Linked DNA regions of Homo sapiens: regions 2, 3 and 4 are each linked to region 1. Evidence: chromatin contacts called from ENCODE Hi-C or POLR2A ChIA-PET data. All regions are on one chromosome and are shown on one strand. Each heading gives the region's core, a stretch centred on a gene start or an enhancer-like site at or near the end of the contact. The rest is flanking DNA. Distances are from core to core; before and after follow the strand shown. Region 1 holds the start of IDH2 (isocitrate dehydrogenase (NADP(+)) 2). Region 2 holds the start of TICRR (TOPBP1 interacting checkpoint and replication regulator). Region 3 holds the start of POLG (DNA polymerase gamma, catalytic subunit). Region 4 holds the start of FANCI (FA complementation group I).

Evidence for each region. A loop is a pair of places that touch in the nucleus more often than their neighbours do. ChIA-PET counts read pairs that join two places held with the same protein, here RNA polymerase II (POLR2A). Pooled maps may share reads with other maps.
Region 2: a loop to region 1 is called in a map of CD8-positive, alpha-beta T cell, with 5 times the contacts of the local background. The contact joins the promoter of TICRR here to the promoter of IDH2 in region 1. A Hi-C loop is called at or near these places in 2 of 168 maps with a recorded cell type or tissue (CD8-positive, alpha-beta T cell and naive thymus-derived CD4-positive, alpha-beta T cell), 4 of 37 single-sample maps with no recorded cell type and 13 of 50 pooled maps. POLR2A ChIA-PET finds 5 or more read pairs at or near these places in 1 of 52 experiments (activated naive CD4-positive, alpha-beta T cell).
Region 3: a loop to region 1 is called in a map of naive thymus-derived CD4-positive, alpha-beta T cell, with 10 times the contacts of the local background. The contact joins the promoter of POLG here to the promoter of IDH2 in region 1. A Hi-C loop is called at or near these places in 1 of 168 maps with a recorded cell type or tissue (naive thymus-derived CD4-positive, alpha-beta T cell), 2 of 37 single-sample maps with no recorded cell type and 11 of 50 pooled maps. POLR2A ChIA-PET finds 5 or more read pairs at or near these places in 1 of 52 experiments (OCI-LY7).
Region 4: a pooled map shows a loop between it and region 1 (4-fold over the local background). The contact joins the promoter of FANCI here to the promoter of IDH2 in region 1. A Hi-C loop is called at or near these places in 8 of 50 pooled maps. POLR2A ChIA-PET finds 5 or more read pairs at or near these places in 2 of 52 experiments (BJ and activated CD4-positive, alpha-beta T cell).

The regions. Positions count from the first base shown.
Region 1 is chr15:90,099,986-90,105,565 of GRCh38, reverse strand. It overlaps IDH2 (isocitrate dehydrogenase (NADP(+)) 2), which reads left to right and starts at 3,098. Exons shown (of 11, transcript NM_002168.4): 1 at 3,098-3,290. The coding sequence starts at 3,176. It overlaps IDH2-DT (IDH2 divergent transcript), which reads right to left and starts at 3,434. Exons shown (of 3, transcript NR_149130.1): 1 at 3,188-3,434; 2 at 2,114-2,186. RefSeq lists silencers at 2,888-3,347, 3,668-3,737, 4,228-4,317, 4,378-4,427 and enhancers at 2,962-3,816, 3,817-4,672.
Region 2 is chr15:89,572,334-89,578,292 of GRCh38, reverse strand. TICRR (TOPBP1 interacting checkpoint and replication regulator) reads right to left here and starts at 2,824. Exons shown (of 22, transcript NM_152259.4): 1 at 2,053-2,824. The coding sequence starts at 2,706. RefSeq lists an enhancer at 1,897-2,425 and a silencer at 2,547-2,836.
Region 3 is chr15:89,333,574-89,339,572 of GRCh38, reverse strand. POLG (DNA polymerase gamma, catalytic subunit) reads left to right here and starts at 4,749. Exons shown (of 23, transcript NM_002693.3): 1 at 4,749-4,900; 2 at 5,660-5,999. The coding sequence starts at 5,819. POLGARF (POLG alternative reading frame) reads left to right here and starts at 5,764. Exons shown (of 2, transcript NM_001430120.1): 1 at 5,764-5,999. The coding sequence starts at 5,764. POLG-DT (POLG divergent transcript) reads right to left here and starts at 5,086. Exons shown (of 2, transcript NR_186332.1): 1 at 4,719-5,086; 2 at 3,412-4,386. It overlaps TRR-TCG1-1 (tRNA-Arg (anticodon TCG) 1-1), which reads right to left and starts at 4,500; the gene lies at 4,428-4,500. RefSeq lists silencers at 2,564-2,733, 4,691-5,290 and enhancers at 3,541-3,590, 3,931-4,000, 4,011-4,110, 4,980-5,481.
Region 4 is chr15:89,239,997-89,246,213 of GRCh38, reverse strand. FANCI (FA complementation group I) reads right to left here and starts at 2,235. Exons shown (of 38, transcript NM_001113378.2): 1 at 2,181-2,235. RefSeq lists an enhancer at 1,653-2,032.

The sequences.
Region 1 (5,580 bases), core at 1,849-4,348:
GATTAAGGTCTCACTCTGCTGACCAAGCTGGTCTCAAACTCCTGAGCTCAAGGAGTTTGCCTTGACCTCCCAAAGTGCTGGGATTACAGGTGTGAGCCACCACGCCCAGCAGACATTTTTCTCTTGTGCCTGGGTTTATGGTGATTGTATACATGTGTGTCTGGCTCCCAGAGGGTGGGGACGGAGTGATACAAATTTTTGTGCCTCCACAGGGAACTTGCACGTGACCTAAATTCAATGACAAATTGGGGTTTGATTGAAAATGTGGAGGGGTGGAAATTTTCAATTCCACTGACCCCAGATGGGAGGATCTGAGCCCCTTTCCTTTAAACACCATCTTTCTCTGCAGCAGCTTTCAGGGCCAATAGTTACCATCACCAGGAATTCCAGACCAGCACAATAAATAGGGGCTGTGGTTTCTCCCTCTTTCTCCTTCAAAAAGTAACAGAAAAAAAATTAGCCGGGCATGGTTGCATGTTCTTGTTGTCCAAGCTACTGAGGAGGCTAAGGTGGGAGGATCACTTGAGCCCGGGAGGTCGAGGCTTCAGGGAGCCATGATCATACCATTGCACTCCAGCCTGGGCAACAGAGTGAGACCCTGTCTCGGAAAAAACAAAAAAACAGTAATGGAATATGGGCCAGGTATGTTGATTTGAACTGGAGTTTTACTGCTTCCCAGCAGTGTGACATTGAGCAAGTGTGGTAACCTCTACGAGCCAAATGGAGCTGGCATCAGCTGCCTCACCAAACAGGATTTACGGGAAAGGCTGGCGTGGAGCTGGGGCCCTGGGAGGCAGGTAGTTAGAATCCGTTTAAAGATTTTGCCTCAATTGCCTCCAGCTGCTGCTGTGCTTACAAGGCACACAAGTGCTCCCCCTCTGATCCCTCAGCAGGCAAAGACCAGACTCTGGAACACACCTACAGTGCTGCCTCTGGCCAGGCCTCTGAGATATGAGTCCAACATGCAGAGAAAGGGGCAAGTCCTTGGTGGGGGGAGGGGGACAGCAATTTCATTACCGCCATTTCAGAGGTGGCAGTATGGGTGGCTGACATACGTAAGTCTGATTGTTTGGACCAGAAGGATCTTCAGGGGTCCAGTCTTCCAGTTTACAGGTGTGGACATTGAGATCCAGGCACCTGATAATACCAGGTTGGCAGGAAAGTCAAATGCCAGAGGCTTCCATGGTCTCTACTTGTGTTTGGAGCAACAGAATTCTGAACAGAGTCAAAGGGATAAGGGGTCTTTCTGGCACAAGCTGGCCCAAGACCAGGCCTTTGACAGAGGCCTCAGACTCTGGGGGGCCCAAAAGCAGCCCTCCCTTGGGCTCAGCCTTCTGGATCCCATGGCCAGAGTAGTAGTTCTGCCGGCTAGGACTTGGTGAGGGGAGCTTTGAAGTCACTAGTTGAAGGTCACCTTCCTGGTCCAGCTCCACCTGGCAATGTTGACTGTGAGGTAGTGGAGGGGAGGGCTGAGAACACAGAAGAGAAAGGTTGCTCCTATTTGGAGTGAATTAGCGTGACTGGGAAAGCAGAGAAGGGAAAGAGGTCAGGTTTTTCCAAATAAAACCCAGCCCTCAGCTGGTGTCTTAGTTTAAGAAAACAGATGAAGAGAGAAACTTTGTTTGTGGCAGAATCAATTACAACTGTCTTTTGTGGCCAGGTGCAGTGGCTCACACCTGTAATCCCAGTGCTTTGCGAGGCCGAGGCGGGAGGATCATTTAAGCTTAGGAGCTGGAGACCAGCCTGGGCAACATAGTGAGATCCCCCCATCTCTATTTTTAATTAAAACAAACAAACAAACCCATCTTTTATATGCAAACAGGCAAAAATGGAACTGTTTCTACTGTGGCTGTTTGACTACTCTAGGGTCTCAGAAAACAACACCCCAAAATGCAGGCCTCAGGAGCAGCTCTCTCTGACCCTCTCCCTCCCTCCTGTCTTTGGCCCCTCACTCTCCTCCGAGGCCAGCCATAGAAACTGGAATCCTTCTTCCTCAAGGCAGGTCATAGAAACCAGAGCCCTTCTCCCCCAAAGCCAGACATCGAACCCAAAAATATTACTCTTTCTCCCACACATTTCTGGGTAAAAACTGGCCATAAATTATCTGACCTACCTTGTTTGCTTGCAGGTCCTAAGACCCCTCCATCCCAGAGAGAGTCCTGCCCCGTACTCAGAAGGAAGGAATGCTGCAGAGAAAGGTCAAGAAGAATCTACACGGACAGGACTTGCTGGGTTTCCCCACTCAGGTTATTGGCCTTCTGGTCCAATCATATTTCTTTTTTCGTGGTTTTTTTTTTTTTTTTTTGAGACGGAGTCTCACTCTGTTGCCCAGGCTGGAGTGCAGTGGCATGATCTCAGCTCACTGCAATCTCTGCCTCTCAGGTTCAAGTGATTCTCCCGCCTCAGCCTCCTGAGTAGCTGGGATTACAGGCGCGCGCCACCATGCCCGATCAATTTTTGTATTTTTAGTAGAGACAGGGGTTTCATTATGTTAGCCAGCCTGGTCTCGAACTCCTGACTTCAAGTGATCCGCCTGCCTCGACCTCCCAAAAGTTCTAGGATTACAGACGTGAGCCACCGCGCCCGGCCCAAAGTGAGATTTCAACTCTCTCTACACCAGCTGGACCTGACAGCGGACTCGCGGAGGCGCAGACGCCGCCGGCGGTCTTAGCTCAAGAATGAAGCAGCCGCACTGGGCTAATGCGCCTTTGGGTTCAGCCCGGCAGGCGAGGGAAGCAAGAGTTCGCTCAGATTGGCTTTTGGGTTTAAGCTAAAGCGTCAGAAACTGACATCCAGGTTTACATGGGGCATCCTGGAGAGGGTCAGCCTCGCAAGCGGCTCTGCTAATCCCCCAGCCCTGATCCCGCTCGCGGGTCCCGGTGGGTCTCACGCCTGTAGCTCCTGCGGAGCTGGGCTTTCAGCGGCGCCCAGAGAAGCACCAGCCGGGCCTGGCCGCCGGGTCCCGGCTCCCGCGGGACGCTGGAGGCGTCGGCGGCCCTGGCCCCGCCTCCTCCCCGGCAAGGCCCAATGGGGCGGCAGGCCCGGCAGCCCCGCCCCGGTGGTGCCCGCGCGGCCAGCGCCCGCCAGGCCCAGCGTTAGCCCGCGGCCAGGCAGCCGGGAGGAGCGGCGCGCGCTCGGACCTCTCCCGCCCTGCTCGTTCGCTCTCCAGCTTGGGATGGCCGGCTACCTGCGGGTCGTGCGCTCGCTCTGCAGAGCCTCAGGCTCGCGGCCGGCCTGGGCGCCGGCGGCCCTGACAGCCCCCACCTCGCAAGAGCAGCCGCGGCGCCACTGTGAGTGCCGCGCGGAGGGTCCAGGCAGGCGCGCGCCCCCAGCTGCGACGTGGCGGCTTCCCAGGCTGGGGCCGGGAAGCACGTCCCGCCAGCCCGCAGCCCGGGGACGGCGGGGTCAGGCGCACAAAGGGCCGCGGGGCAGCTTCGCTCCGCGCTCCCCCGCCCGGCGCTTCCCGGCCGTGCCAGGCGCTGGGGTGGGGACTTGAGGGACGGTGGCAACTGGTGGCCCGGGCGACGGCCAGCTCTGCGCGGGCGGGGGCTCGGGGCTGCCGCGCGCCCCTAGGTATTTCGGGAGGGGGTCCTGAGAGTGTCCCGGACCCGAAGGGTGGCCTGCCCGCCCTGCGCCCCTGGAACGAGACGAGCACCCGTGGGGGGCTGGAGCACCCCGCGCGCTCCCCTGGCGAGAGGGAGGGTCGTGGCTCGGCCCCTGCTCAGACAAAGGCTGGGAGGCGGGAGACATGCACTTCCCCTTCCTTTTCAGCCAGGCGCGCGCTGATACCAGGCCCACGTCAGCTATTTTTGGAGCCTTTTACACGACAGCTGGAGGAGCGTCCTTTTTAATTTTCCCCTTTTGTTTGGCCGCCCCCACCCCCACCCCTTCGCCTTCATCGCTGCACTTGAGGCTCCATCCTGGGGCCTCTCCTTGACTTGACCTGCCTTGGCAGGCACATGCCCTCCCTGCCTGGCTCACTCGCCGCAGAGACCTGGCAGCCCGCGCAAAATGTCACTTTGCGGAATCGTTCCCACGGCTTCTGGGTACCCTTAGTTCCCTGCTTAGGAGGGAAGACAGTAGTCGGGTCGTAATAAGCAAGACTTAGCCCGAGCCTCCGTTGCCAACGCAGGCTGCCTTGCTTGGCGTGTGGGCATCGGCCTGCCCCCTCACCCTGGCTACCCAACACAGCTACAAAAGGCAGGGAACAATGTAGGTCCCTTGGCCCTGCCTAATGCCTGTTGCCATGGAAACCCCTATCCTAATCTGGCCAGGAGCCCCTTGCAGTGAGCCAGGAGAGTGAGGAAGAGGGGATGGGGCCCGCTGGCCCTGACCTGGCCAGAGGAGGTAATGGTTAACCGGATTGTGGGAGCAGCTGACTAGAGCCGGGGGGGTAGGGAGGCTTGGGCCCCAGTCCTACCTTCCCTGCCAAGGAGAAAGGGGCATGTCTGCTTTTGTACCTCTGGGAATCTACCTCAGGGATCTGCCCAACAACTCCCAGGTTCCAAGTGCCCCAGGACCCAAAGATTCCCATATAGCACACCACCTTCAGCAAAAATATGGTGGAAGTTAGCCACATTCTTTAATTCTCCCTTTTTTTCTGCCTTGATGGTAAAAAAAAAAAAAAGAAACAAACAACCCGAAAAACACACACAAACAGGAACACAAAGCGCCTTTTAAGGGTCCTGAATTTGGATACAGAAAAAGCAGTCAGTTGCAGGCCCTTCTAGAAGTCCCCATGTGGGTTGGTTATGAATGGGGAAATTGCTTGGTGTTGGAGTTGGACATCAGACTCTACAGTTGCGACTCTGCCAGCTTGTTACCTGGCAACGCAGCTGGAGACAGAATACTTGGCATTCCCCTTGATGACAAGGAAAGAATATTTTGGGGCTAAAAGAGCCCCGTGTCTTTGCTGCCTGGTAATTCCTGCACGCATCTTTTCCTATTTTGCAACGCCATAGGCTTCCAGCGACTGCTGGTGATGTTTCTGGTAAGTTAGAGCTTGGGGCAGTGCGGACCAGTTCTGTGAACGGCTCAGTGGCAGAATTACTTATCTAGCCTTCCTTCACTCCTAACCCAGAAACTTCTTAATTCTTGCCCCTTAAGTGTGCAGATCTTTCTGCCACGTCAGATAAGGCCCTAGCTGCCCTGCCAGAGCTGATTGGGGTGGTTGTGTTTAGGCCTAGTAGGTACTGAGGAAAAGCCTCTTTGGAATGGCTGAGGCCTGCTCCCACATCTTCTGTGTGAAGTTGAGGGCCCTTGGGCTGGTTCCATTCAGGGTATGAGGTGCTGGAAACTGCTCTCAGATTACTGGAAGCCAGGGTCTGTGGCCTTCCCTGGGGTTTATACTCTGTAAACCCATGTTAAAAATACCAGCAGATTGCAAATATTAGTACACTGTAGGTTGTAAGCTTCTTCAGGGCATGGGGCCTATTGCTGGAGAGAGATGCCACCCGTGTACATCTGGTGCAGGCTGCTGGTAAGAACTCACTGGCCCCTGTGTGGCAATGCATACCAGATGGGTGAGAGGGGAGGAAACACATTCAGTGAAACAGAAGGTGAGGGCAGGGCAGCCCTGAC
Region 2 (5,959 bases), core at 1,575-4,074, 530 kb after region 1:
TAAATGCTTGCTCATTTTCCATCTGTAATCTTGCAATTTAACTCACTCCTGGGTTAGTGACATGTATTTCCATTAAGTGGAATCACATCTTTCACTTGGTTAAACCACATTCCAAAGCCTTCCCATTAATTAATTAGAACAAAATCCACATTTTTGACCTTGGCCCTACAGATCGGCCTCTCCTGCTTTCTGACTTTCTCTCACACTGCTCCCCTTGCCTACTAGGTCTCAGCACTCCTTGCCTTTTTGTTTCTGAAACAAACTAAGTTCATTTCCAGCTGAAATCCTTACACCTGCTTGTCTCCTCACCTGGAATGTTCTTTACCTACCTTTGAGTTCCTCCTCCTTCACCATTCAATTCTCTGCTCAAAAAGGCCTTCCCTGCCAGGCACGGTGGCTCATGCCTGTAATCCTAGCACTTTGGGAGGCTGAGGTTGGCGGACTGCCTGAGCTCAGGAGTTTGAGACCAGGGTGGGTAGCATGGTGAAACTCCGTCTCTACTAAAAATACAAAAAAATTAGCCAGGCCTGGTGGCGCCCGCTTATAATCCCAGCTACTTGGGAGGCTGAGGCAGGAGAATTGCTTGAACCCAGGAGGTGAAGGTTGCAGTGAGCCGAGATCACGCCACTGCACTCCAGCCTGGGTGACAAAGCGAGACTCTGTCTCAAAAAAAAAAAAAAAAAAAAAAAAAAAGGCCTTCCCTCACTACCACTCTGTATACAATAACCACCTTCTACTCCCATCCTCTCACCCCATTTTATTTTCTCCAGAGCATGATTTGAAATTGTCACTTGCTTATCTGTTTAATCTGTTCCCTGCTTTGGTTACCATGTCCCCAGCAGCTCAAACAGTGTGGTAGGCACTCAGATGTTACTGGCTTCTCAATGAACATTTGTTGACTAAATGAAGTGCAATGAGAAGGATGAAGGCAAAAGTATATACTTATCCTAGCACTTAACAGGAGCAGGGGGCCTCACCGCCTCAGCAAAAATCCAAATTAGCCATTTAAGACTTTAAGTTTGCAAGAATGTACGCAAGAATGTACTCATTTAGTCAGCCAATACTGACTGAACACCTACAACGTTTAATACACATCTGGGTGGCTGGGCGTGGTGGCTCACACCTATAATCCTGGCACTTCGGGAGGCCAAGGCAGGCGGATTGCCTGAGGCCAGAGTTTGAGACCAGCCTGGGCAGCATGGAACCTGGTCTCCACTGAAAATACAAAAAAATTAGCCAGGCATGGTGGCGTGGGCCTGTAGTCTCAGCTACTTGGGAGGCTGAGGCATGAGAATCGCTTGAACCCGGAGGGGTGGAGGTTGCAGTGAGCCACTGCATTCCAGCCTGGGCGACATACACTGTCTCAAAAAATAATAATAAATAAATATATATATGTATATAAATAAATGTGTATATATATGTGTGTGTGTGTATATATATATATATATATATATATATATATATATATATACACACACACATACACACACACCCCTGGGTATTGTGTTAAAACCTGCTGCTTGCCTCTGAGGTATTTTTAGACTAGATGGAGGGTGAGAGATGTGCATAATCAAAACATATGGAGAAATGGTTAAGTGCCACACAAAATGTGTATGGCAATTCAGACGCTGGACTGAGCAGTTGTCACTGGGAGAAGAAGCCTTAAAGGGTAAGTGAAGTTAAGACTGGCCTGGAAGAGTGAGAACTGGCATTCCAGGCAGATTGAACAACACACATAACACAAAACAAGCAGTCCAGACCTGTTGATTTTCTGGACTGGACTTCAATATGCTAGAGTAGATGTAGTGTGTAGGAAAATCAAGTCTGGGAAGGCAGGTAGGGCCCAAATTGTGAGGGGTCTTAAACAGTAGGTAGTGAGGAACTACCCATTTTGTTGTGAAAACTGTTCCTATTTATTTGTTTCCTTCCGAAGGGACGCATAGTCATATTAGTCTCATTCGGGGTCTGTGGCTGTTCTAAGGACGCTGCCAAGTTCTGGTTAGCAAGGAAAGCACCGTGCACGCCATCTGAGACGACAGTAACCTTCCTTACCTTAGACCATTCGGTGGTATCCACCCAGTAGAAGGTGATTTTTCGGGCGACCATGACTTCCCGGACTCTCTTGGGCAACAACTTCTCCATCACCTGCTTAGGGGTGGGCGGCAGGCGCTGGGCCTGGGCCTCGCACCCAGACACGAACTGCAGCAGCTCCCTCTGCGAGTGCGGACAGGGGGCCAGGAGGAAGACGGCGTTCACCAAGCCCCCGAGCGCGGCCTCGGCCTCCTTGGCCTCGCTCTCCACGTCCAGCAGTCTCCTCCCGCTGCTCCGCAGGATCGGCTTCGTGGGCGACGTGATCTCGGGCCGGTCCCACTGGTAGTCTAGCAGCGTCTCCATCAGGGCGCCGTGCGTGTGGGTGGCCCTGGGCGCCGGGCCGGGCAGGTGGGCGCGATCCTCGAGCCTGGCCTCCAGCTCCTCCTCAAAGTCCTCCCACGAGCGGGACCCCAGCTCGCGGAAGTCAGACACGCGGGACGGCCGGCTCCGCGCCCCCTGCGAGTCAAAGAACTTGAAGGCCCAGTGGACCCTGGCCAGGCCGAATCGGCAACTCAGATAGGTGAGGAGGCGCAGGGCGGCCCGCCGGACCCGGCTGTGGCGGGCGGCGCCGCCCGCGGTGTCCAGCAGCAGCATTACTTTGTGACAGCATGCCATATCGGCCGTGCCGCCGCCCCGGGGCCCCGGTCCGGGCCCGCGCCACCGTCCCTTAGTCCCTTCCTTCAGGGAAACAGCACCACTCACTGCTTTCCTTTGGGACCCTGGTCGAAAGGCTCCCGCGCTCTCCAGGAACTGCTGCTATTGGGGGAGCTAGTTTCCAAGGTTTGCTCCTATTGGCTGCTTGCCTTACGTAAGTTACGAGAGCAACTTCCATTTTTGGCGGTGATTGGAGGGGCAGTGGAGAAAACTTCAGTCTGATTGGTGGAGGGAGTGACGGTGGGCGGGTCTCTGTGGTCCGAGAGAAGCTTAGCATTCATTGGCCTGGGCCTTCGTTTTAAATTTTAAAGAGGTGGTGCCTCGGGGGCGTGTCGAGAAGTTTCGCCATTGGAAAGAGGCCAGCGTTTGTGCGCAGTCGTGAGTGCGGACTGCGGGGCCACGTTTCCCAAGACCGAGGAAAACTTAGTGCCGGGAGGGAATTTGGGATGGTTTGAATCGAACTTGTTGAAATCCCTGTGGACCGCCTAGGAAGTAGAATCTGACGACTACGGCTTTTTCTGTAATTTAAAAAATTTTATTAAAAATTAAAGGTTCACTCCCTTTGCCCCAGTAACTTCTAGGAGTTTATCTGCAGAAGGTAATCGGAGAGCCAGATAAAAGACGTCTGTACATCTTAGAGTTTATTTAACATCAGAAAAAATGGAAACAGTTTGGGAATGGTTAAATAAGGTATGGTACACGCCCAAGGGGAGCATCGTGCAGCTCCTTTTTTTTTTTTTTTTTTTTTTTTTTTTTTTTTGAAACGGAGTCTCGCTCTGTCTCCTAGGCTGGAGTGCATTGACACGATCTTGGCTCACTGCAACCTCCACCTCCCGGGTTCAAGCGATCCTCCTGCCTCAGCCTCCTGAATAGGACTACAGGCGCACGCCACCACCCCAGACTAATTTTTGTATTTTTAGTAAAGACGGAGTTTCACCATGTTGGCCAGGCTGGTCTCAAACTCCTGACCTTGTGATCCACCCGACTTGGCCTCCCAAAGTGCTGGGATTACAGGCGTGAGCCACCAAGCCCGGCCTAGTGCAGCTTCTTAAAATAGTGTTTTATTATGTAATGTTAGGTTTTAAAAGTGGACTGCAAGCAGCACCTGCAGTGAATTCCCTAAATTTTCTATCTACATGTATATATAGATAGAAATCACATGTAGATTTGCATTACAGATAGAAATTATATATCGCTATATAGATAGAATACATAGAATTATATATAGATAGGCCGGGCACGGTGGCTCACGCCTGTAATCCCAGCACTTTGGGAGGCCGAGGCGGGCGAATCACCAGGTCAGGAGATCGAGACCATCCTGGCTAACACAGTGAAACCCTGTCTCTACTAAAAAAAAAAAAACAAAACAAAAAAAAAAGGAATTATATATAGATAGATAATCATAGATAGAAGTTATATATAGATAGAAATGCATTTATATGCATATTTTTAAACTGTTAATATAATATTGTGTACCGGAAGTTGTCTGTGATGGTCTCTCCATGTGATTTTTTTTGAAACTTTTTTACACTTCCTCTTGCTGGACACCAGTGAACAGGCTGATTTCAGAGATGTGAGATGTGCCTCTAGGATCAGTGGAATATGGTATTTGGAAAGAAGAAGGGGACAAAAAATGAAGGTCGGTTACCTGAATATGTGTTTAGGGAGATTGATCCAATACTCCACACCATTGAATTCTGCTTGCTAAGTAATTCTGTTTCCACCTGGAAACAGAACAACTTCCTTTATATGCTTTGGCTACAACTTCCTTTATGTGCCTTGGCTTCTCCAATCAAAGTCCTCAGCAATTACTGCCTCATGTACAACAATTTTCTCTTTTGGTTGAGTTTTCTAGGGCTGCCTGCCATAACAAAGGATCAAACCCAAAAATTGCCTCACAGTTCTGAAGGCTTGATGTCCAAAATCAAAGTGTTGGCATGCACTTGCTCCCCTCCAGCCCCCATGGCTCTAGGGGAGAATCATCCTTTGACTCTTCTAGTTTCTGATGTTTGCTGGCAATTCTTGGTGTTCTTCCTGTGTGTCTTCCCGTCATCTTCCCTCTGTGCATGGCTGTCTCTGTGTCCAAACTTCCCTTTTATAAGGACACCAGTCATGTTGGATTAGGGCCCACCCTAATGACTTTATTTTAACTTGCTTACTTCTACAAGACCCTATTTTCAAATAAGATCACATTCTGGGGGATGCTGGGGGATAGGAGGACCTTAACATATCTTTTTTTTTTTTTTTTTTGAGATGGAGTCTCGCTCTGTCGTCCAGGCTGGAGTGCGGTGGCGCGATCTTGGCTCACTGCAAGCTCCACCTCCTGGGTTCCCGCCATTCTCCTGCCTCAGCCTCCCAAGTAGCTGGGACTACAGGCGCCAGCCACCACACCCGACTATTTTTTTTTTTTTGTATTTTTAGTAGAGACAGGGTTTCACCATGTTAGCCAGGATGGTCTCGATCTCCTGACCTCGTGATCCACCTGCCTCGGCCTCCCAAAGTGCTAGGATTACAGAAGTGAGCCACTGCACCCAGCCAGGACCTCAACATATCTTTTTGGGAGGACACAGCTCAGCTCATAACACCTTTCATCCTTATGCCAGTCATTCATTTCACTCATCCAACAACACTTACTATATACCAGGCACCATTCCTGCCCTAATGGAATTTCCAGTCTAATAGGTAGGGGATCAGACATTAGACAGATAATAATACAGATGAACATAATATGAAAAAAATTTTTTTTCCGAAAAGAGGTTTTTTTGTTTTGTTTTGTTTTGTTTTTTGAGACGGAGTTTTGCTCTTGTTGCCCAGGCTGGAGTGCAACAGCGTGATCTTGGCTCACTGCAGCCTCCACCTCCCGGGTTCAAGCAATTCTCTTGCCTCAGTCTCCCGAGTAGCTGGGAATACAGGTGCCCACCACCATACCCCACTAATTTTTTGTACTTTTGGTAGAGATGGGGTTTCGCCATGTTGGCCAGGCTGGTCTGGAACTCCTGGCCTCAGGTGATCCACCCACCTCAGCCTCCCAAAGTGCTGGGATTACAGGCATGAGCCACCACCCGGTCTGAAAAGAATTTTAAGGGGAAAGTGAAGCATAGGATAAGGGACTACAATGGGTGAGCTGGTTAAGATTTTTGTTTAAACTTTAATGTATTCACATATTGCATTTTGTGACATATTGCATCACAAACCTTACTGAAATGTATATTGT
Region 3 (5,999 bases), core at 3,500-5,999, 770 kb after region 1:
ACCTCCAGTATCATAGATTGTTGTGGAGCGAAGGTAATATTATAAGTAGTTGCAAATGACAAACTACAAAGCATTTTGCAAATCTAAGAATCTCACCTACAGCCTAGCTAGTCTCATCTCAGTGAAATTTAGCTGAAGACTTTTTTCAAAAAGTTCATTCATTTGTTTAGCAAATATTTAATAAGCACTCAATCAGTGAGAGCTCTTTCCACCACAAGTGACAGAAAATCCAGCCCAAACTAGCTAAAGCAAAAAGACGCTCTTGCCATTGGCAATTTCAACATTGACTGGATATTTGATGATATGAAGGCAATGCCGTTAATTTTTTTGGTGGAGTGTCCTGATTGGCTCAACTTAGTTAATAAGCCTTGTCCCTAACTCCCTGAGCCAGGAGCCTTGGTCAGGAGCTAAGGAGGGACAAAATGGGATGGGGACAAGAATGACAGACGTCTGTCTCTGTGTGCCAGACATACAGATGACAGGGCACAGTTTCTTCCCATCAGGAAGCTTCCCAATCCTGAAAAAATTATTTGCATTTCAATCAATTTCTTTTTGACCTGTTCGTAAACTGTGTGGAGTTGATGGAACCAATTATTCCCCCCGAAATATGAAGCATGTTTTGAAAACAGTCTATGGCTATCATCCTGAATTCCACACATAGGTCACAAGGTCACATTCTCATTTTTTTCTTTTTATAAGTTTTATTTATTTTTAATTTTTTTTAGAGATGAAGGTCTTGCTATATTGCCCAGGCTAGACTGGAACTGCTGGGCTCAAGTGATCCTCCCATCTCAGCCTCCTGAGTAGCTGGGAATACAGGTACATACTGCCACACCCAGCCAGTTTTAAAAAAAATTCTTTATCTTTTTTAGAAATGGGGGTCTTGCTGTGTTGGCCAGGTTGGTCTTGAACTCCTGCCTCAAGCTATTTTCCTGCCTTGGCCTCCCAAAGTGCTGGGATTGCAGGCATTAGCCACCATGCTTCACACTTCTTACTTCACACTTCTTACTGGAGTCTATCTTCTCTCATCTGTAAAATGAATAATAACAGCACCTACTTTATGGGGTCATTGAAATGATTAAATAAAATGGTGCTCTAAAGCGTTCAGCCTGGTTCATTTGCAAGTGGTAGCTGTTGATAAAGGAAGAGTGGTGATATTTTCTGTCTGTGGCAGAAATTGCTGGAGTTGGGCTTGGCAAACCTGAGAGAAGACCATGAAAGTCACCAGGAAGTAAGCACACGAGAGGGACTCTGGAGGAGCAGGCTGTCACCTGAGGGCCCCTTACTTAGTCAGCAGCAGTGATGTAGGAGGCCACATCAGTGTGCACGTGCAGCGCCTGGCACACAGTTGTGCAGTAGGGATCCTCTGCTAGCATCATAAAGCCAGTATTTGCCGTGTAGTGCAGTTGCTGAGATCCTGGTTTCCATGAATTCAAATCCCAGCTCTACCAATGACCAGCTATAGGGCTTTAGGCAAGCTGCTTCGCCTCTCTGTGCCTTAGTTTCCTCATGGGTGAAAGGGGATAACGGTACCTCTATCCAAGGGTCGATGTGAGGATTCACTTAAGTGACATATGTGAGCCCTTAGAACAGCACCTGGCAGCTAGCAAGTGCCGGTTATTACCAAGCTCCAGGCAGGTCCTGGAATTGAGCTCAAAATAAGACACAAGGTCAGTCCCTATGGGCATTTACAGCAGTGGAAGGGGGAGATTTTTAAAAAATCATCATTAGTTACAACTGAGGTACATGCTTTGAAAGTACAGGGTGTTCTGGCCCAGCGCAGTGACTCAAGCCTGTAATCCCAGAACTCTGGGAGGCCAAGGCGGGTGGATCACTTGAGGCCAGGAGTTCCAGACCAGCCTGGCCAACATGGTGAAACCAGTCTCTACTAAAAATACAAAAATTAGATCCACATGGTGGCACACACCTGTAATCCCAGCTACTCCGGAGGCTGAGGCACGAGAATCGCTTGAACCTGGGAGGTGGAGGCTGCAGTGAGCTGAGATCACGCCTCTGCACTCCAGCCTGGGCACAGAGCAAGACTCTGTCTCAGAAGAAGAAGAAGAAAAAAAGTACGGAGTGTTTTGATGAGGACAGGGGTCCTAATGAACTTTGCCTCTTGCTCTGTGGGGGGAGAGGTCCAGGGAATTGTGGGAAAATGTAACTGTTTCTCAGGAACCACTATCAAGGACAGACTTTTCTAGAAGGACGTGGGGGAGTTCCTAGAAAAGGAGGCAGGGGAAGTGGAGGAGCTGGGTTCAGAAAGGCCTGGAAACAGGGTGTAGCCTGGCAGGAAGGGTGCAGGCCTCCAGGTACCCTCCCTCAGCAGGAATCAGTATCAACCGTTTTTGTCCTTGTTGAAGATTCTAATTCCAGGACCAGGGCACTAGGCTAGTCTCAAGTAGTCTATGGGAGGAGCAGGCATCTTGATGGACATCTCCTGAGACTGAATCTCAGGAGAGGCCAATCAGGCCCAGCAACAGCAGCCCCTGTGGACAGTTGGGCCAGGGGTTCTTAGCTTTTTTGTGTCATAGACACCTTCTTAGAATAGTGTGTTTCTTTCTTTCTTTTTTTTCTTTTTTTTGTTGTTGTTGTTGTTTTGGTGGGGAGTGGGGAGATGGAGTCTCACTCTGCTGCCCAGACTGGAGTGCCATGGTGCAATCTCGGCTCACTGCAGACTCTGCCCCCCGGGTTCAAGAGGTTCTCCTCCCTCAACCTCCCAAGTAGCTGGGATTACAGGCGTGCACCACCATGCCGGGCTAAGTTTTGTATTTTTTTGGTAGAGATGGGGTTTCGCCATGTTGGCCAGACTGGTCTTCAACTCCTGAGCTCAGGCAATCCATCCACCTCAGCCTCCCAAAGTGCTGGGATTACAGGCGTGAGCCACTGAACCTGGCCTAGAGTAGTGTTTCTGTTTTTAATTTTTTTCTGTGAAATATGTTTTATTAATTTTTATTTCAATAGGGGTACAGGCAGTTTTTGGTTATATGGAAGAATAGTGTTTTTAAGCACATAAAACATGAAGGATTACAAAGGACACCAAAGGTATTCAAATATTAGGACAAATAGGTAAACTTATTAACTAACAGGATCTAGTGGCAGTCTAGTAACCCCTGTTATTTTGAAGTACAGATAAGTGCAAACAAATTTTGAAAAATGTGCAGCACTTGTAATGCGTTATGAAAATATCTGTGGTTGCTGGAGGGGACAAAGTCACAGGCACTGTTAATACCACTGTGGCTGACAGCCTATGCTCATAATTGGAGGAAATGCCAAGTATCAGTAGGCGGTTAGAAGAAACAAGATGAAAATGTTTTCCCCATTCAGGGACTCCCTGATTTAAGCTGAGAGCCTCTCCTTCCAGTATTTTGTAAAAGTCAACAGTTATGTGAAAAAAAAAAAAAAAACAGATGAATTTCTGATTGATTGTATTTTTTTGGCAAAACAAAAAAATCACAAACATTAAAACATTGTGTATATTAAGTACATCTAGAAAAGTGTATGCAAAATATTTCATATTTAAATAGAAGGGACCAGGGCTCAATGCTGCTTGGCCCGGGGCTTCTCTCTACCTCTCCACGTGGCGGGAGCAGGTGAGGGTCGGCATCAGCCCGCAGGGCCGGCGGAGGATTGTTTCCCTGCACCCCACTCCTTAAAAACGCGAAAGTCAACTTCTGTAGTCCGTTCACGGTGTCCTGGGATCCACGCTGGACGGTGGCGGCCGACTTTCAGCTTGACCTGAATTTTATTCCTAATCAGCTGTGTGATCTCGGTTGGTCCCAAACGTCTCTGAGCCTCCCTTTCATCTGTGCAGCTGGGCCTCCAGACCCCAACCCCCAGGCGGTGCTTAATCACGTAGACCTTATTCTGCGTGCACTTTACCACAGTTCACCAACCACCGAGCGCTGAGAGCTGTTGAAGCACCTGGAGCAACACAAGACGGATGCGGAGACTGGAAACAGCTGGGGAAGGGGACAAGCTCCAGCCGCGCTGTGGGCCGGAGGCTAGCATCTGCGGGCAAATTCAGGTTCAACGGAAGGCAACATTTTTACCCCTCAGAATTGCTCTGGACGAGGAGGCAGCACCGGATGGGCGAGGGAGGGAGCCTCGCTTTGGCTGCGAGCCCCAACTCTTGCCAACCATCAATTGAGTATAAATTGAGATTTCTGTACAGGATGCCCCTCCCTCTCCACTTTCCTCCACCTGCGTCGGGGTGCGAGAGACCTGGTACATTTTAGAAATGTGCCTCCGCTGAGACACGTAGGCGGGCAATCTCGCAGGGACTTGCTGGGCGTGGTTACTTCCGCGGATCTTGGCGTTCCCACATCTTTGAAGTGCGGTGGGAATCGGCGGCGACTACGTTCACATTGTCCCAATACTTCGTTCCTGAGGGAGGAATAAACTAAAAGTTAATCATAACCTCCCTTCGACCGCGGCAGGACTCGAACCTGCAATCTTCTGATCCGAAGTCAGACGCCTTATCCATTAGGCCACGCGGCCCGTCGGTTGTTACCGTCTCTTGAGCAACTTATAAAAACGTCACCTCCGCCCACCAGCTAGCTCGGGACCAATCCACCTGCTCCTTGAGAAGGGGAGGTTGGCCTTTGGTTCGCGCGTTCCGCAGGGAGAGCCCACCCAGAAGTCCCCCTTCTCCCCCCGCGGGCGGACCGCTCCATTGGCGGCCCTCCTATTGGTCGCGCTGGGAGTCTCCCGCTTGCCTCTCGGGTAGCCGCGGGACCTAGCTGGGTGCAGACGGGAAGTTGCGGCTGCCAGCGAAGCGGACCGGCCGGGTGGAGGCCACACGCTACCCCGAGGCTGCGTAGGCCGCGCGAAGGGGGACGCCGTGCCGTGGGCCTGGGGTCGGGGGAGCAGCAGACCGGGAAGCACCGTGAGGACCGAGGTTTCCGGCGGGGTCGGCGGCGGGGAGGCCGGGTCGCTGAGCGACGGCGCGGCCCCTCCCTCTCCAGTCAGGGAGCGAGGCCCGGAGCAGGGCGGCGGCTAGTCCCAGGGCGCACCGCGGCGCCTCTGCCGGGCGCAGGCGGGCGGCGGGGCGCACGGGGGTGGCCGCCGACTCCTCCTGCAGGACGCTCTCGGCCGGGTGGGCCGTGGTCCGGGTGTGGGTGTGGGTCCCGGGGGACGGCGGCCCACCCTGCGGGTTCGAATCCGGGCGCTGGCACCTCTCGACGCTAGGCCCGCGCCGGTCGCGGTAATGGCAGCCACCATTTGCCGAGCGCTTGCCAAGAGCAGGGCCGCACGACATAGGCGCCCTGTGTCCCCCAGACAGCAGCCCGGTGTGACAGGCAGAATCCGTAATCCCATTTTACAGAATAGGATATCAGGGCCTAAGGAGCTTTGCCCAAGGTCACACAGCTCGAGAGAGCCAGAAGCGGGGTTCAAAACCGCGTCGCCCTACTCCAGATACTGCTCTCTTACTCGCTGCCCTCGGCTTCCCCACGTGGGTTCACTGACGAAGTTGCGTGGACCCCGGTTCCCCCAGGAGGGGTATTGACGTTTCCCAAGTTTTGAGGCTTAACGGAAAATGCAACTGAAGCGCCTGGCACAGTGTTGGGGACGCAGTAAATGCTCAAGGAATGATGATTATGGATACACCTATTACATATATGGTAAAATAACGCTTTATATCATCTGTCTCCTTTAGGATTTGGGGTGGAAGGCAGGCATGGTCAAACCCATTTCACTGACAGGAGAGCAGAGACAGGACGTGTCTCTCTCCACGTCTTCCAGCCAGTAAAAGAAGCCAAGCTGGAGCCCAAAGCCAGGTGTTCTGACTCCCAGCGTGGGGGTCCCTGCACCAACCATGAGCCGCCTGCTCTGGAGGAAGGTGGCCGGCGCCACCGTCGGGCCAGGGCCGGTTCCAGCTCCGGGGCGCTGGGTCTCCAGCTCCGTCCCCGCGTCCGACCCCAGCGACGGGCAGCGGCGGCGGCAGCAGCAGCAGCAGCAGCAGCAGCAGCAGCAACAGCAGCCTCAGCAGCCGCAAG
Region 4 (6,217 bases), core at 986-3,485, 860 kb after region 1:
GAAGCAGATAGAATTCAGTGAGTAGCTATGAAAATAGAAGGGGGAAGTACAGCCTAGTAGAAAGAAAATCTGTTCCTCCTCTTCTTCCTCCTGTGTTTCCCGTCTCCATAAATGGTACCATCATCCACTCAGCTGCTCAGACCAGAAACCTAGGTAACATTCTTAACAACTTTGCCTTCATCCTTCACCACATCCATTACCAAGTCCTGTCAATGTTACCTACTAAATATCTCCCAAATCTGTCTACTTTTCTCCATCTCCACTACTGACACATTACCCCAAGCCACCACCATCTCTCACCTGAACTACTGCAATCGTTTCCTAACTTGTTCCCTTCTACGCAGCAACTAAAGTGATGTTTTTGAAACACAAACCTGATTATGTGACTTATCTTCCCTCCATGCCATCCTCATCTTAAAGCTCTTCAGTGGCTTCCATTGCTTTATCAGTCCAAAACCCTTAAGTAAGGATAAAATAAGTCCTGCAAGTTCTGACCCATGCCTACCTCCCTTTCATCACTCTGCTCCAGCCATGCAGAATTGCTTCCAGTCCTTCAAATCTCCAAGTTCTTTCTGCCACAGGCCCTTCCACATGTTTCCATCTGGAACTTAAATAAATATTCCTGCTTCCATCCACTGCCCCCCAATCTTTTATTACTAATTCCTACAAATCCTTCAGATCTTAGCTCAATCCACATCTCCTCAAAAGCTCAGTCTAGGCCAGGCGCAGTAGCTCACGCCTGTAATCTCAGCACTTTGGGAGGCCAAGGCGGGCGGATCACTAGGTCAAGACATCCAGACCTTCCTGGCCAAGATGGTGAAACCCCGTCTCTACTAAAAATACAAAAAAAAAAAAAAAAAAAAAAAAAAAAAAAAAAAATAGCTGGGCGTGACGGCACGCACCTGTAGTCCCAGCTACTTGTGAGGCTGAGGCAGGAGAATCACTTGAACTCAGGAGGCGGAGGTTGCAGTGAGCCGAGATCGCGCCACTGCACTCCAGCCTGGCAACAGAGGGAGACTCTGTCTCAAAAAAAAAAGAAAAGAAAAGAAAAGAAAAGCTCAGTATAGGTTGTTAAACGTTCCCCTAGTACATCCTCTCATGGCACCAGTAAACTCTCTTACATACTGTCACCAATTTTTAATATTACATGTGTAATTATCAGATTAACAAATGTTATCTCCCACTAGACTATAAGTCCCCTAAGGACACGGGCCGTAGCTGGTTTTGTTTATCATTGTATCTCCAGCACTTAGCACAGTACCTAGCTCAAACTAGGTAACAAATGTTTGTTGAACAAATTATTGAACCCCTATAATAGGGAAAACACTGAACCCAGCACTTTACATTCATTAACATGACTCCCACAACACCACCTACTAGGTAGGTGTAATATTAGCCCCATTTTAGATGAACAACTTTTGGGATTCAGAGATTAGGGAATTTCCCCCAAGATTAGAAGGCTACCAAGTGGCAGAGAGAGAAGTGAAACCCGAGTCTGTCCAGCTCCGGACTCCAAGATCCCATGCTTTGAACTACCGGATGCAAACAGGACACACCAACCTAAAAAGGTGTCCAGCCAGAAGGGGCAGGCGGCTTCGGAGGGGGATACGTTTAAATCAACCTAGGCACATTTGCTAAAATCATCCTAAAACCAGAGGTAAGACCAGAGGCGGGTGGCTGTGAATTCCCTGAACGCGAAGTAGATTCCTTGCCAAGAGACGCTGGGGAGCATCAGAGATCTGAAGCCAAGATCCGAGAATGGCAGAGCCCCGCCGGCGGGAAACGCCGCGGCCTTCCCTTCCGGGTTCTTCAGTTAACAAGCCGTGAGCGCAAATACAAAAACTATAACACGAAGCAGCTGGTGATGGAGACCGCGACCGGACAACAAATGCAAAGCAAGGTTAAGGGAAATTTCTCAGAAGTAAGAGCTCACCCTCGGCCAAGGGGGAAGAATTTAACAGAAGGGGCTCCGACTGAGGCACACCCCTAGGAGGGAACCGCGAAAGCTGAGGCAGGCGGCGGGAGACAGCGGAGCGCGCCTACTTTCCACGCCAGAGAAAATACCAGAACGCCAAGTCAGGACAGGAGCCTCCTTTCCCCCACAGAACCGCTCCCTCCCAGGGGCCCAGTCCCACAGCCCGAGCACCTCGCGAGCCGCTCTGCAGTCACCTCGGCCTCACCTCCGCCACAAACTTCCAAAAAGCCCGCTCAACCCAACGCCGCCACACTTCCGTTACCCGTAACAACAAGATCCGCCCCCGCGGCTCACTTCCGCCGTCCGGGTACCTGCGGGCGGGGTGTACCATGAAGACTGAAGGGGTGCCGGGAAGCGTGCGGGAGCGTCCCAGCTCACAGTCGGAGGGGGGCGCTGCCTGTCCGAACTCGCGCTAGGGACCGCCGATGAGCACGCGCGGTGGGACCTGAGCGTGCCCAGCGCGGTGTCCCGACAGGTTCAGCTTCCCTCCTGTCCTGTTGAGGGAGTAGTCAGTGCGGGAGGGGACTCACAATTGGTGGCCCCGCAGGTCTTGGCACTGGAAAAGCCTGGAAGGCAGAGGCGGATTTCATACTCCACCTTGTGCCAAGGGACGGTAACCCCTCAGATGTAAGCCCCCTGTGGCTAGGGGTCTTAATGGACTTTTGGGAGTTGTGGTTTTTGTTTGTTCTCTGTTTTGTTTTGTTTTGCGCTCCCCTTGCGTAACCCCAGCGTTTATTGCATAGCCTGGCAAAAGCAGCGAATATTTGTTAAATGAACAACTGACAGTGGGGCGAAGACCGACAGAGGGTGGGCCGAGATTCTATTTTGGGTTGAGGGAGCACCTTGCGCAAAGGGTCTGAGAGCAACGAGCAAGCAACAGAGCCCCTGGCCAGTTCAGAAGGCGAAGGTGCTCGGTGGGAGTGGGAAGGCAGGGGTTTCTAACTCCTTTTCATATTGGGGGCAGTGGGGAACCGCTGAAGGGGAAGGACATGACTGTGTTCGCATTGTAGACTGCTGTCTCGGGCAGGTGAGGACCGCAGAAACTGTTGAAAAGAGATGAGCCAGGTGGGGCGGACCGAAGGCAGGACCCCCCTTAGAAGACTGTAAGTTGTCCCAAAGATAGGTGGTGGTGGCCCAACCTTGGCAATGGGGACAGAAAGGAGTGGACCGCATGTGAAAGAGATTAGGAGGTAGAGATTTAGGAAGCCCAAATATCCGGATTTGAGGGGGTGTGGGCGTTGTTGAGGAATGTTCAGGCTTGAGCGACTGGGGTTGGGGGGCGGGGAGTTAATCCTGCAGTTGACTAACACAGGGAGCACAGGAAAAGGATGATGGGGTGATGATGAGCCCTTCAGAGTTGGACGCACCAAATTTGAGGTGCCTGTGGGATGGCAAGTGAAGGAATGCTAAGATCAGGGAGCATTTCAGTCTGGAACCTGACTCGACTCCCAGCCCTCGGGGGTAGAACGGGTCTACATGGCCAGTTATTGAAGAAACAGAGCTATTGGAGGAGAATGGTTCCTCTCAGCTGTCTAGACCTGCTCCTTGCTTGTGACCCTTCAGCATTTTTTTCCTTCTACATTTCTGTCCCAATACTGAGCTGTGATGTTTAACTAAAACACGGCAGCTTGAGGTAGAAGATGATTCCTGAAAGGAATCCTTTACCTTGCCAAGGAAGTAGATGACTTTGCCTCATCTCCCCACAAAATCTCCCAGGCTGCTTCTGGGATTCAGCCATGAATCTGTGGGTCTGGGTAGCTAGAACAAGCTCATTAGCCTCTCCGAGCCTCCACTGGCGCATCCCAGACGTACTTACTGAATTGCCTGTGTGTCTACCCACTGGCATTGATGCCTCAGGGTTCTTGTCTCCTCTTGTTGCACGAATGCATCATCTGTGTTTTCCATTTGCATTAATAAGTGTTACATATGCAAAAGAAGAGAAGAACAGATTCATTCAGATTAACAACAACGGTTTTTCACCCTGGTGCAGGCTTCCTTAACTAAGGAGCAAATCTTATCCGTCTGGTTCACTGACTAGACACTATACACTGAGAAGCTAGTGATACACTGATTCTAGAAAATACATCCAGTTAAAAACAGGTTTACAGTAATGGAACTAAATGTTCTTCAGACCTTGTCAATAGTACTTGTTTATCTTAACAACATTATAGCTACTAATATTTACAGGAGTCCAGAGAAAAAGTACAAATGGAAGCCCCTTACCATTCCCAACTCAGTCCTACAGTGTGAGGTCTCAGGCTTCCTATGCCTGCATGTGGACACCCAGCCTGAAGATCCACACCATGAGTCCCCCACAAAGCTGCCCTGTAGCCACCCTTTGGGTCTAGGGCTGTACATACTAGCAGGTCCACTCTAGGAAGGGTGGACCTAGGAAAAGGCCTATCTGGGCCCTGGAAGCAAATTTGAGGATGGTTAAGTAGGTACCTAGAGCATGATCTAAAGGAAGGTGGGTGGGCACATCCTCTGGACTCTGGGCAGAGGAAGACCAATAAGGCCCCCACCCCGCCCAAGAGCTCCAGTTGCTTGGGATTAAGGGCAGTGCTGCTTGAGAGAATGATCAAGGTAACACATATAAAGAGCCAAACTTAGAAGCACATGAAAGTGTTATTTCCTTCCAGCAAATAACTTTTGAAAAGTATTGAAAGCAGGATCTCAGAGAGATATTTGTATATCTGTGTTCACAGTAGTACTATTTACAATAATCAAAAGGTAGAAATAACACAAATGTCCCTCACTGTATGAATGGATAAAATGTGGGACATACGACTGGGTGCGGTGGCTCACACCTGTAATCCCAACACTTTGGGAGGCCGAGGCGGGCAGATCACGGGTCAGCAGATTGAGACCATCCTAGCCAACATGGTGAGACCCCATCTCTACTAAAAAAATACAAAAAATTAGCTGGGCATGGTGGTGCGTGCCTGTAGTCCCAGCTACTTAGGAGGTTGAGGCAGGGGAATTGCTTGAACCTGGGAGGCAGAGATTGCAGTGAGCTGAGATTGTGCCACTGCACTCCAACCTGGTGACAGAACGAGACTCTGTCTCAAAAAAAAAAAATTGTGGGACATACATACTATGGAATATTATCCAGCTTTAAAAGGAAGGAAATTCTGACACATGCTACAACATGGATGAACTTGAGAACATTATGCTAAAGTGAAATAAGCCAGTCACCAAAAGACAAATACTAATGTACGTGATTCCATTTATATAAGGTATCTCATCAAATTCATAGAAACAGGCCGGGCACAGTGGTTGACACCTGTAATCCCAGCACTTTGGGAGGCCAAGGCGGGTGGATCACCTGAGGTCAGTAGTTTGAGGCCAGCCTGGCCAAAATGGCAAAAGCCTATCTCTAGTAAAAATATAAAAATTAGCCAGGTGTGGTGATGGGCGCCTGTAGTCCCAGCCACTCAGGAGGCTGAGGCAGGAGAATTGCTTGAACCCGGGAGGCCAAGGTTGCAGTAAGCTGAGATCATGCCATTGCACTCCAGCCTGGGTGACAGAGCAAAACTCCATCTCAAAAAAAAAAAAAAAATTCATAGAAACAGAAAGAAGGATGGTGATTATGGGGCCTGGGGGGAGGGGCAATTAGTTATTACTTAATGGGTACCGAGTCTCAGTTTTGCAAGATGAAAAAGTTCTGGAGATGTGTTGTGTAACGGTGTGAATATACTTGACTTTACTGAACTATACACTTAGAAACCGTTAAGATGGTAAAAGAAACAAACACAGTACTACCTGGATAGCTCACAGGTTTGTTAAGGAGAACTGGTTTACTCCACCTGGAAGAAATTCCAGTTTGGTAGAGTTTGAGACAGAGGTTTACCTGCTCACTATTTATAGCACCAGTGTGTAGTAAAGTGCCTGGCATAAGGTAGTGCTTCATAAGGTTTTCGTTGTTGTTTGAGACGTGTTGGGAACAGGCCCCCAAATCTGGCCATAAACTGGCCCCAAAACTGGCCATAAACAAAATCTCTGCAGCACTGTGACATGCTCATGATGGCCATGACGCCCACACTGAAGGTTGTGGGTTTACCGGAATAAAGGCAAGGAAAACCTGGCCCACCCAGGGCGGAAAACCACTTAAAGGCGTTCCTAAGCCACAAACAATGGCATGAGTGATCTGTGCCTTAAGGACATGTTCCTGCTGCAGATAACTAGCCAGAGCCCATCCTTTATTTCCGGCCCATCCCTTTGTTTCCCATAAGGAATACTTTT